Regions from separate parts of the Homo sapiens genome. Here region 2 is linked to region 1. The links are chromatin contacts, found by Hi-C or POLR2A ChIA-PET in ENCODE. All regions are on one chromosome and are shown on one strand. The core of a region is the stretch at or near the end of the contact, and the rest is flanking DNA. Distances in the headings are between cores, read along the strand shown.

The links. Hi-C counts contacts between places; a loop is a spot of excess contacts on that map. ChIA-PET counts read pairs that join two places held with the same protein, here RNA polymerase II (POLR2A). Pooled maps may share reads with other maps.
Region 2: a pooled map shows a loop between it and region 1 (2.8-fold over the local background). The contact joins two enhancer-like sites. A Hi-C loop is called at or near these places in 7 of 168 maps with a recorded cell type or tissue (B cell, Caco-2, GM12878 and 4 more), 31 of 37 single-sample maps with no recorded cell type and 7 of 50 pooled maps. POLR2A ChIA-PET finds 5 or more read pairs at or near these places in 4 of 52 experiments (GM12878, HepG2, activated T-cell and 1 more).

The regions. Positions count from the first base shown.
Region 1 is chr6:157,555,806-157,560,000 of GRCh38, forward strand. All of the region lies in intron 2 of ZDHHC14 (zDHHC palmitoyltransferase 14), which reads left to right. Among named protein-coding and RNA genes, the nearest start is that of MIR3692, 29 kb to the left of the region's middle. RefSeq lists enhancers at 906-1,215, 914-1,699. Within about 2 kb of position 1,251, at least 5 of the 41 ENCODE cell types and tissues checked have a DNase peak (open chromatin) inside an H3K27ac peak, as active enhancers do.
Region 2 is chr6:157,595,025-157,601,603 of GRCh38, forward strand. The region is part of intron 3 of ZDHHC14 (zDHHC palmitoyltransferase 14); the gene reads left to right. Among named protein-coding and RNA genes, the nearest start is that of MIR3692, 69 kb to the left of the region's middle. Within about 2 kb of position 2,752, at least 12 of the 41 ENCODE cell types and tissues checked have a DNase peak (open chromatin) inside an H3K27ac peak, as active enhancers do.

The DNA of each region.
Region 1 (4,195 bases), core at 1-2,500:
GAATTGTGCCAAAAAAATTATCTCCCGACATTGCCAAATGTCCCCTTGGGCACAAAGTCACCCCCAGTAGAGAACCACTGCTGTAATGTGAACTGAATTTGTGAGGGCTGAAGGGACCGTCCGCCTAGGAGGGGATCAGGAGGGATTAATCACGGGAGGCCTCTGGAGGACAGAGATGCACGCTGGATTCACAAGACACGCAGGCCATGAATGGCCGGAGGAGGCGGTACTGGGATGCGGGGCGGCAGAGACCAGGAGAAGGGAGGTGTTATTTTACAAACTAGCGACTGAACAGGAAAATATGGGGACCCCAGCTAGATGTCTTCAGCTGCCAAGCGTGGCGTACTCGGAGTAATTAGTGGATTTGGTTCGTGTTGTGGTGGGTCATAGCTGCACAAGGCAGGCGTCAGCAGGCAGGAAAGCAGAGCCAGCAGAGAGGACAGGGGTGGGGGGTGGAGGGTGGGAAGGGGGGATGGCCAGCACCCCACAGCGCTCGCTGTCCCCGGGCCCCATGTGTGTGTGTTCCACATGCCCATCAGTCCTCTCGGCAGCCCTCTAAGCCAGAGGCTACTGTGATTCCCACTTTACAGCTGGAAAAACTGAGGCACGCAAAGGACGAGTAACTCCCAAAGCCTCTCAACTAGTAATCAGCAGAGCACAGCTCAAAGGCCTGCCTGGCCGCTGAGCTCATGCCCTCACTGTGCTGTTTGGTAGGGGTTAAGGCAGTGCCAGGGGATGGAGCTCCTGTCGCCAGCAGGCGGAACGGGTCTCGAATCCAGGCAGTCAAACAAGGTTTGAAAGGAATACAAATGCCTACCCTAATTGACAGCACAGTCAGGAGCACGTACAGAGTGAGACTGAACAAGAAAGCCAGAGATGGAGTCCAGGGAGACAGCTCAGAGCCGAGGCCCCGGGGCTGGAACAGGGGACACGAGGCTGGTGTTGAAGCAAAGGCTGGAGCAGAGTGACAGGTGGGGACAGAAAGGGGAAGAGATGGCTGCCACCAGCTGAAGGACAGGCCCGGGCGGGTTCCAGGCGAGCTGAAGAGTGCTGACTCTGGTGGAGAAGCCAGTGAGAGGTGGGGCTGATGAGGAGGAAGAGTTGCGGGCACTGAGGGGCTCGGGTTAGAGATGAGGCCAGGCCTGTATCAGGGAACTGGAGCGCAGAGGGATCCCTCCAAGAGACACTGAGGGAGGACTCAGTCCTCTTTCTCCACGAGGGAAAGGCCGAGAGCCTGGACCAGACCATGCCACTCCGGGCTGTGTCCTGGGGAGGCCGCTCAGCCCTCCAGCTGCAGTCACCTTCTCTGAACCAGGGGCAAAATAGCACCACCTGAACTGCCGGGCTGCTCGGAGAATGACATGAAATATTGCACCTGCGGGCCTAGCACAGCCTCTCGCACGCTGTAGCAGGAGAGGAGGATTTGCTAGTGGTGACTAGGTCAGGGCAGAGTGGGAAATTGCAGCCAAATTAAACAGAGGGGCAGGGCCAGCACCACGGGCGGGCAGAGGACCTGTGCCAGGCTGGTGGCTCTGGGAGGGTTCTGCCAGGCGTCAGGATTGGTAGGGGTGCCTGTTCTGATAGAAGGGAAAAGAAACTTGACTTTTGCCATGTTAGGATTTTAGTCTCCAATGGCTCATCCTATAATATATATGGATTTTATAGACATGGACAGAAAGTGCACAGTTGATTTTCACATTCGGCAGAGGTGAGTCGTTGGTTAGATGTGTCCAGCATGCGTTAGATGGAAGAATGAGATGAAAACAAAACGTTATTTTAGGGGCAAGACTTTGGTTGTCCTTATTTGCAAATTTAGCTCTAAGAATAACTTCAAGACAAGGAAGGGGTTTGTGGTCCACCTCTTGTCAGCTGGGTCCATTGCTATCTGCAGACTTCCTCGTTTCATTTCTGTAACCACTGAGAGGAGTGTGAGCAATAGATGGCTCTCAGCTCAGTGCTCCCAAGCAAATAGACTAGCAAAGGAATGGCGGCCACTCCCCTGTGGGAGGCCCATGCTGTGCAATCCGGGCAGAGTACTGGGGACTGCTCTCACTTCCGTCACCCTTATTGGGATAAATAGTGAATTTCCCCTGATTTCCAATGAATGATTTTGATTGGCCAAGCCAGCGCTGTCCAGTAGTCTATAATGTGAGCCACACATGCAAGCCACACATGGTAAATTTTCCAGCAGCCACTGTATAATAGTAAAAAGAAGCAGGTGAAGTTCACTTTAATAGTATGTTTTATTTAGCCCAGTTATTGGGAGTATGATCATTTGAAAAGTAATCAATATGTAAAGATATTTAAAGTATTGAGATATGTTACATTCTCTTTTTTTGTACTAAATCTTTGAGATCTAGCCACAATATGTGTGCCCAAGAGCCCCCTGCAGACAGTGGCCAGCACCTTGGACAGCATAGATCTAAACTCCTCAACCGACATGCTGCCATTCCCAGAAATGGCTGATAATTACTCTGAGCCAGGTGACATTCATGTCCCCCTGATCCCCTTTTGACAGATGCCTGGTATTCTGATGGTTCATTTCTGACCTGGCTAGTCTGCATTACACAGGGAAACTGTTCAAGAGCCATGGATCACCCAGAGCGCCCACAGGTAGGCCGTTCAGTGACAAGAGTAGCCAATCGAGAGGGCTGACACCCAGCTGTTACCAAGTCTAGAGGAAAACAAAACTAATGACTCTGGTGCAAACATGGAATCCAATTTTGTGGAGAGGAGGAATTTCTAATATAAGAAAAGCAATGGCCCATCAGTAAAGAAAGATTGGATTCAGGCAAAAGCAATGAAAGACTCAGAATTGTGTTTTTGGTTTTATGTCTTCTGTTTGGGATCCTCATTTCAGGCCCTTATGATTCTGTTTTTCCACTTGACAGTGCACAGGGTGGTTGTAAGGAGTCATTACTAAAACAAAAATGATTGGGATGGCATTTTGCAAAAATCACCAAGTGAACTTTGGTGGTAAAAAAAAAAAAGCAAACAAACAATAAAACAAAGTTCAAGTAATGTAGATCAGAGATTCCTCTTCCCTGCTGTAGGAACTTTCTAGGGGAGAAGCATCTGGAAGCAGGACTTGCAGGCACAGCTGCTCAGCCCCCAACCTCGGAGGGTGGATTTCCCCCCAGCTCTCTAATACAAATGAAAGTGAGCCCTTTGAGTCTAATCACACTTCCCAACTCTTACAGCTCAAAACACACAAACAATGAGCTTTTTCAAGCTCCCCATGAAGCTCTGCCGAGATAAAAGCAGTTAACAACCACTCTTCCATGATGATAAATGGTTGTTGGTTTTCTTTAATCAATATTTTAATAACTATTTGCACACTTTGACAATTATGACTACAGAGAGACTGATGGTGATTACAGAAGCAGATTGCAAAGGTGATTCACGAGGATGTGGTGGTCGGCCATCTCTCTGGGACAAGTGGGCTTTAGCCGGGAACCTGCTGCCCCACAGGCTTCTGAAGCAGGTGTACTGTAGCTATTGCGTGGGCAGCTGATGTGGCAACAGTCGGCCCCGCTTCCTGGCTGACGCGCTCTTCTCCAGGACAGCTTTGCTCCCCAGCAAGTGCAGCAAAAATTCACTCCAGAATCAGTCACTTGCCTCTTTCCGTGGGCATGACTTTAGAGCCATTGGCTTTAGAGCTGAGTTGGCCACCACCCTGTGCCTGCATGAGTGGAAAGAATCCGCTCAAGCTGGAACTGCCCTCAGGTCTCCCAAGGAGAGCCCAGCCACCCTGCCATCTTGAAGGGCATCTTCCTGGAATAACAGCATGCTCATGTTTCCTGGCACTTCTTCTCATTCTCAGTTAAAGACATACTCCATTCATTGTTTTCACTGTTTTGTTTTTCCCCACTTCAAGCTCCAGGTTGTCATGAATACTATTTTGGAGTTGGACCCATTATAAATGTTTTGTCCAGAAAAGAGTCTGGAAGGAAAGCTCTGAAACGTCTGGATTTACAGAGAGAGAATTAGGAGCTGTCTTTCTACATTGTGTCAAGTTTTAGAAATAAACATGAAGAACCAAAATAATAAAATGATGGAAAAAATTCACTGTGAAAGAAGTTGAAATAGGCCCCCATGGACAGGGCTGCAGGGAGCAAAATAGAAACCTTACTTGAAAATAAACATGAAGATGTTCATGATAGAGTTATTTATAATAGTGTAAAGGAAGTAGAAG
Region 2 (6,579 bases), core at 1,502-4,001, 41 kb after region 1:
TATTTTGGTAGGTAGGGTGTTGTTATCTGTAAAACTAAAGGTCTTACTGGGCACTTCCTTCTCTTTATCATTTATAAAACTTTTTATTCATTTCTAAACACACCCAATTTGTCCACTCATTTATCCTCTGTTTCTTGTCTCTAGGCTAGATTTTTTTTTTTTTTTTTTTTTTTTTTTTTTTTTTTTGTGATGGAGTCTTGCTCTGTCGTCCAGGCTGGAGTGCAGTGGCATGATCTCAGCTCATTGCAACCTCCACCTCCCGGATTCAAACAATTCTCCTGCCCCAGCCTCCCGAGTAGCTGGACTACAGGCGTATGTCACCCTGCCCAGCTAATTTTTTTGTATTTTTCTTAGAGACGAGGTTTCACCATGTTGGCCAGGCTGGTCTTGAACTGGCCTCAAGTGATCCACCTGCCTCGGCCTCCTGAAGTGCTGGGATTACAGATGTGAGCCACTGCTCCCGGCCTAGGCTAGATTTTTAATCACAGTCAAAATTTTCTTCTCAATCTACTGTGACTTACTATTTTAAAATTCCTTTTGGATTATTATCAGACACTGCTCTGAAAGTTCATATAATCACATTTGTTCCCTCCCATTGCCCACAGGTGTATGTGTCCCTTAAAGAACCCTGATGAATGAGATGTAAAAGCCCCTTATCACAGCTGTGCCTTTCCCCAGTGACGGTGTACTTCTGCATGTGTGAGTGTTTCCAGTATGATCCTCTCCTGTGCACTCTACCAGCCGTGAACCTAGGAGCCACCAGGCTATAATAGGCCAGGAGCCAGGCCTCCACCTTTCTGGTAAATCAAAGTCACGGTGGCCACCCAGTATCCACAACCGAACATGGTGGTGGTCTATGTATGGGAGACCCAGAACAGGAAAGAGAAAGGGAAAGGAGAGGAAGTGGGGAAGTTTGGGGCAGGATCTAGAGGAGGAAGACTGGAACCCAGGAGCACACCGCAAGCCGCGGCCTCTGAGTGGTGCTCAGGGCCAGCTCCGTGGGGGACAGGTGAAGAAGTAGCATATGAGTGATCTAAAATAAAGCTGCCCACAGGGCTCCTCAAAACACCACCCAGTGATTGAAAACTGCATAGCTTCGGTTTTCCGGTTAATTATGGGACACTGGGGCCTTTGGTTGACTGATGAGCAGGACAGTAGTTTGGACATTCTGCATTCAGGAAAATAGAGTGGAAGGCAAATGTCTCCCACTGAGAAGTGTAATTGCAGAGTTGGCCATGATCTTATTTTTAGATGGAAAGTTTTCACTGAAAGAATTCTTTTTGCAGCAAGAGAAGTAGCACAGTGGTATGCTGAAAGCTGAGGTGGGAACTTGTGGCTTCCCTTACCTTGTAACGAGCAGGTTTGAGCTGGTCCTTCCCAAGCACAGTAAATAAATGTCACTTTGCATGGGAGAGGAGAGAGGAAAAATGCAGCTTCCCAGGCCGTTCAGAAGAGCAGTTTTCTTTGTTAAATAAGTTTGAAAGTCATAGGGGCCTTTTTAGTTGAGGACTGAGAAAGAGCTTTCTCTGGTCAAATATAGAGTTAGTTGGCAGGCCCCAGTGGTTGGGGACCTGGCTCTGAGAACACACAGGCCAGGGCTGAATCCTGGTCCTCTCATTGAGTAATACTGGAACCTGGCAAGTTGTCTGAACGCTCCCAGCTGTTACCACATCTGTAAAATGGATGTGATCCTAGTGCTACCCCCTCGGTTTCTTTTGAAGATTAACTGAGATAGTGCCCACCACAGCACCCAGCACAGACAGACCTGCGGCACACTGAGGGGCCAGTAAGCGCGTGGCTCTGGCCATTGATGGTCTCATCAGTGATGGGAATGCCACCATCGGTGCTCCCAAGTAACTGATTACAACAAGAAGCGTCTTCACAAAGTAGTAGGAATCGCCTTGTTTCTCTGTAATCTGGAAGGATTTAGATGATCTGCCGTGATCGACGTGAATGTATTTTCTGTCTCTCTCTGACTTTGTCCCTGCTGCCTGTTTCCGTCTGTCTCTTTCTCTGAATCCTTGACTGTCTCTCTGGTTCTCTGTGAGTCTTGCCATCGCGTTCCTTCTGCACACGTGGAACGCAGCATTTCGGGTTGTTTATTTATCCAGGCGGGCTTTGAGGTTACGGAATATTTTTAAACAACCAACAGCTGGGGCCAGGGAGCCACCTCTTCTCTCTCGGATCCTCATATCCCTCAAATCATTAAAGCGAGAGAAACTGAAGGAGCTGAAGAGGCAAAGCATGGGCCTGTGAGACCCTCTCGGGCTCACTATGTATGTTTTAAAGCCCCAGGTGCATGCTGCCCTCGTTTTTCTGATGGGGTAGGCCCTATGAGGGATGTCTGTCGTTTGGTGGGCCCTAGTCCAGCGTCGGAATTGCCAGCAGCTTTCGCTGGAATGCGTATTTTTAGTACAGCCTAAACCTGTAATAAAAAGGGATTTACATGTACTAGATTTTAATCACATACTGTGGACAAACTAATAAGAAAGTTTGCTAGACAGTAAGATGAAACACTGCCAGCATTTTTGCAAACCGGTTATACAAGAGTCTGCCTAACTCTGGCCAGACCCAGGCAGCTTAGTCTAGAGGTTCAGAGGTGGCCTCTGGAGGCAGCTGCAGCCTGGGTCCCAGCCCTGCTGTCCTGTGTGGGCACTGGGACTGTCTCTGCACCTGAGATGCCACATCTGGAAGGGCTGTGAAGACGAAGGAAGTAGTACATGGAGCCCTCAGGCCATGCCAGCCCCTGGGGGGCACCGAGCAGACCAGCCTCCTCCCACATCCAGGACATGGCCTGGTCCCTTGTTTTCTGTCCTGTCATTTTTGGTGTGGGTGCCACAAAGAACCTCCAGGCGCCCTCTGCAGGGACTCAGTGTCCAGTCGCTTTTATTTCTGGCAGGGCTTTCCCCTGCCTCTTTTAAATCCTTACAGGCTCTCTTTCTCATTCCCTCGCCTCTTTTTGGCTGTGCTCTTCCTCTCCCGGGCACTTGACTGCATCTTACTGCACACTCTGCCTTCTGTCCCACAGTGTCTGCCCCTTGTTGCTCTCACTGCTTCCTCTGTGTGTGAGTCTGAACTCAGACTGCAGATACCTTGTGTGTTGCATACACTCTGCTGTGCGCTGCCCTCAGGAACCCAGCCACTGCTTCACAGTTGTACATTAAGAGTTTGGACATGGCAGAGATTCGGCCCTGCAGCTGCCTTCTGGTGTGGATTAGCACTTGGGAATGCCTTTGTAACTATTTGGGTATGATGAGGGGGCTATTAGTTTCTCATAGGAAAGCAGGTCATTGGAGGGGAGTGGAGGGAGCTGAGATTCGTATCCTTGTTGGAACCAAAACAAACAGGACTTTACTGATTCTCCTGGTTTCCGCTATCTCTTCATTTCACCAACATTGAATAAGCATCTATGTGTTAAGTGCTGTGACAATAACTAAGTATGTGAAAATATGAGCCAGTCCCCAGGGATCATTATTAAGAGCAGACCAAGGAGAACTCAAGGCAGACAGTATTGTATTTATCATATTACACAGGTTAAAGAGTAATTTTATATTGGTTAAGAGTAGAATTAAATTACCAACATTTATGCACCAAATAACATTGCATCAAAATATATAAAGTAAAGGTTGTTAGAAAATGCAAAGGTAATTTGTTACATAATGCTAGTGAGAAATAATAGCATACATCTGTTTTTCATGGCTCAGGTCAACAAACTGTAAGTAGAGTATGCCAGTGTATAAGTATAATAAATGTATGTTGAACTTCGTTTTTACAAAGTGTACTTACCATGTTCAACCATTCATGGAACATTTACAAAAATTAATCATATTAAGCCCAAAACACTTTCCAGCGTTCTAAAGGCAGATATCACACTGAAAATGTCATCTGATGAAACAATAAAACTAGAAATGAATCACAAAGATAGAAATGTACAAACATACCTAATTGTAATGCTTTTAAAAAAAACTTTAAAAAACTTTTATAAATCTTTGTAAAGAAGCTTTTTAAAGAGGCTTTTCATAAATCTTGGGTGACAGAAACTTCAAAACTGCAGTTGTAAAATATTTAGAAAATGGCAGTAAGAACAATGCAAAAGAAAACCATGCCATTCAGAATTCTACATTTTAAACATGAGAAATAGTTAATCTAAGCAGAAGAGGAATGAACCAGAAGACTGTCGGGTTGCCGGTAGAATCAACAAGGAGGCTGGAGAATGAGGCTCAGAAACCAGGAACAGTGGAGGAGGCTGGGCAGCCCCGCACGGCCAGTTGCATCTGCAGCAGGATGTTGCAGGAGGCAAGTACCACAGGTAGGACGTTTGCGGCACCACCACTGAGTTCCCTCTGCTGCAGCTCTCGACGAAACTCTGACTGTCTTCAAAGACCACAACTCCGGATTCAGACACCTGGGTGGGAGCCCTTGGCCTGTTTTGTTTCCACGCCCAAGCAGACAGCCAGGCGAAGGTGGCGACTGCCCCACACTCAGCATCTATAATGAGGATGGGAGGATGGGGCCCTGCCTCCCACCTATTTTGGGGTTCTCCCCAAACAGGAAGTTTACTTTAATGGTGGATGGCCAATGAAATAAAATACTTTAAAAAGTCTAGTACAAAAAATAAACTGAACTTAGAAGCAAATAAATGAACAAAGCATCCATCTCCAGAAGGCAGAAAAAGAGCAGCAAATAAACTTAAGGGAAACCATAAGAAAACAATGACTTAGAAAACAGCAACCAATAGGTTGCCAAATCTAATTCTTTGGAGAACAACCAACCAAGGCATTAACGTCTGGTAAGACAAAGAAATTAACAAAGTGCAAGTAACAGATTCAAATGAAACAAATATAGGTGAGATGGTTTTCTATAATTATTGAGAAATATATTATTTTGCCGTTGTGTTAACTCTATGCCAATTGATTTGAAAAATCTCAGTGAAACATGATTGTATAGGAAAATGGGCCAAGGAGTGAGTAGAAAACTGGAATTGATTACTAGCCATGAAAAACTGAAAAGTTTTATGAAGAACCATGTGAGAAAGGTGCTGGGCCCAGACAGCTTACTTCCTATGTTCTGAGTAGTGTCTGAGAGCTTCGGAAAGGTTGAATGGTTTTTCAGTTCATTTCACCAAAATAGTATAACCCTAACACCAAAACCTTACAAAAATAACATGCAGAATAAAACCCCCACCCTTATTTATAAACATTACAACAAGCCAACGTGAAGACATAGCAAACTTAATCTACCAGTATAATAAAGAATTAGTCATGACATGGAAGGATGTATTCCAGGAATGTGATTTTTTAATGTTAATAAAACTATTAGTATATCAATAGGTCAAAAGATAAAAGGTATATGTGATCATGATAATAGATAATAAAAAGGGATTTGATAAAATGCGACATTTGTTTTGTATTTTTTGTGACAGTCTTGCTCTGTCACCCAGGCTGGAGTGCAGCTCACTGCAACCTCCGCCTCCCAGATTCAAGTGATTCTCCTGCCTCAGCCTCCCGAGTAGCTGGGATTACAGGTGTGCACCACCACGCCTGGCTAATTTTTGTGTTTTTAGTAAAGATGGGGTTTCATTATGTTGGCCAGGCTGGTCTTGAACTACTGACCTCAAGTGATTGGCCCACCTTGACATCCCAAAGTGTTGGGATTACAGGCGTGAGCCACCGCACCTGGCCAAGACATTCATTTGTAGCTATAGAACTCAGTGTATCCAGATTGGAAGGTGTGGTAGGCAGAATTCTGGCCCCCATGACTGCCCCTTCCCCTCACACCCCCCGGGTTGCTCCAATGGTTATGTCACGTTGCTTGGCAAAAGGGACTTTGTAGATGTCATAAAAGGTGACTAATCAGCTGACTTGAGAGAGTTTATCCTGGATTATCCAAGGGGCCCAGTGTAATTCCAAGAGCCCTCAAGAGCAGAGCTGGAGAGATGCCGCGCAGGAGGCCTGGGTGCCGTTTCGGAGCAGGATGGAAGGCGGTGAATCCCGCCTCCAGCATGGAGCTCGGGAGAGGCCCTGACTGCAGATGGAGAGGCTGCCCTGGCCGCAGCGCACGGGGCTCCTGACCCACAAAAATCGCGAGATAATGAGTTCATGTTGTTTGAAAGTCCGTCATTTCTGGTAATTTGCTATATAAAACTATTGCTATACGATTAAAAACTAATACAGAAGAATATTTCTTTAACATTATGTTAAAAAGGAAAAAAGCTAACATTTTCTTTATAGCAAAACACTGCCATGATTTACATTAAAATTAGGAACAAATTAGGATGTCTAGTATCATTACTAATATTTTACAATATCTTTTCTAATTAATGTGGTAATGTAGGAAAATAAACACAAATATATAACTATCAAAAAAGAAGAAACAAAATCACCATATTTTGTAGCTGACAAGAGCAATAATAACAGTACCAACAAACATTAGAACTAGTTTTTTTATGTTTAGTAGGTTTATCAGTTACCTAATAAATACATTAAAATAGCATACTATGTATCAGTTAGGAATTGTAATAAAAATCAAGACATGTACTCTCCACAAATTTATTTAAATTTAATGAATTATGAGTCGGGG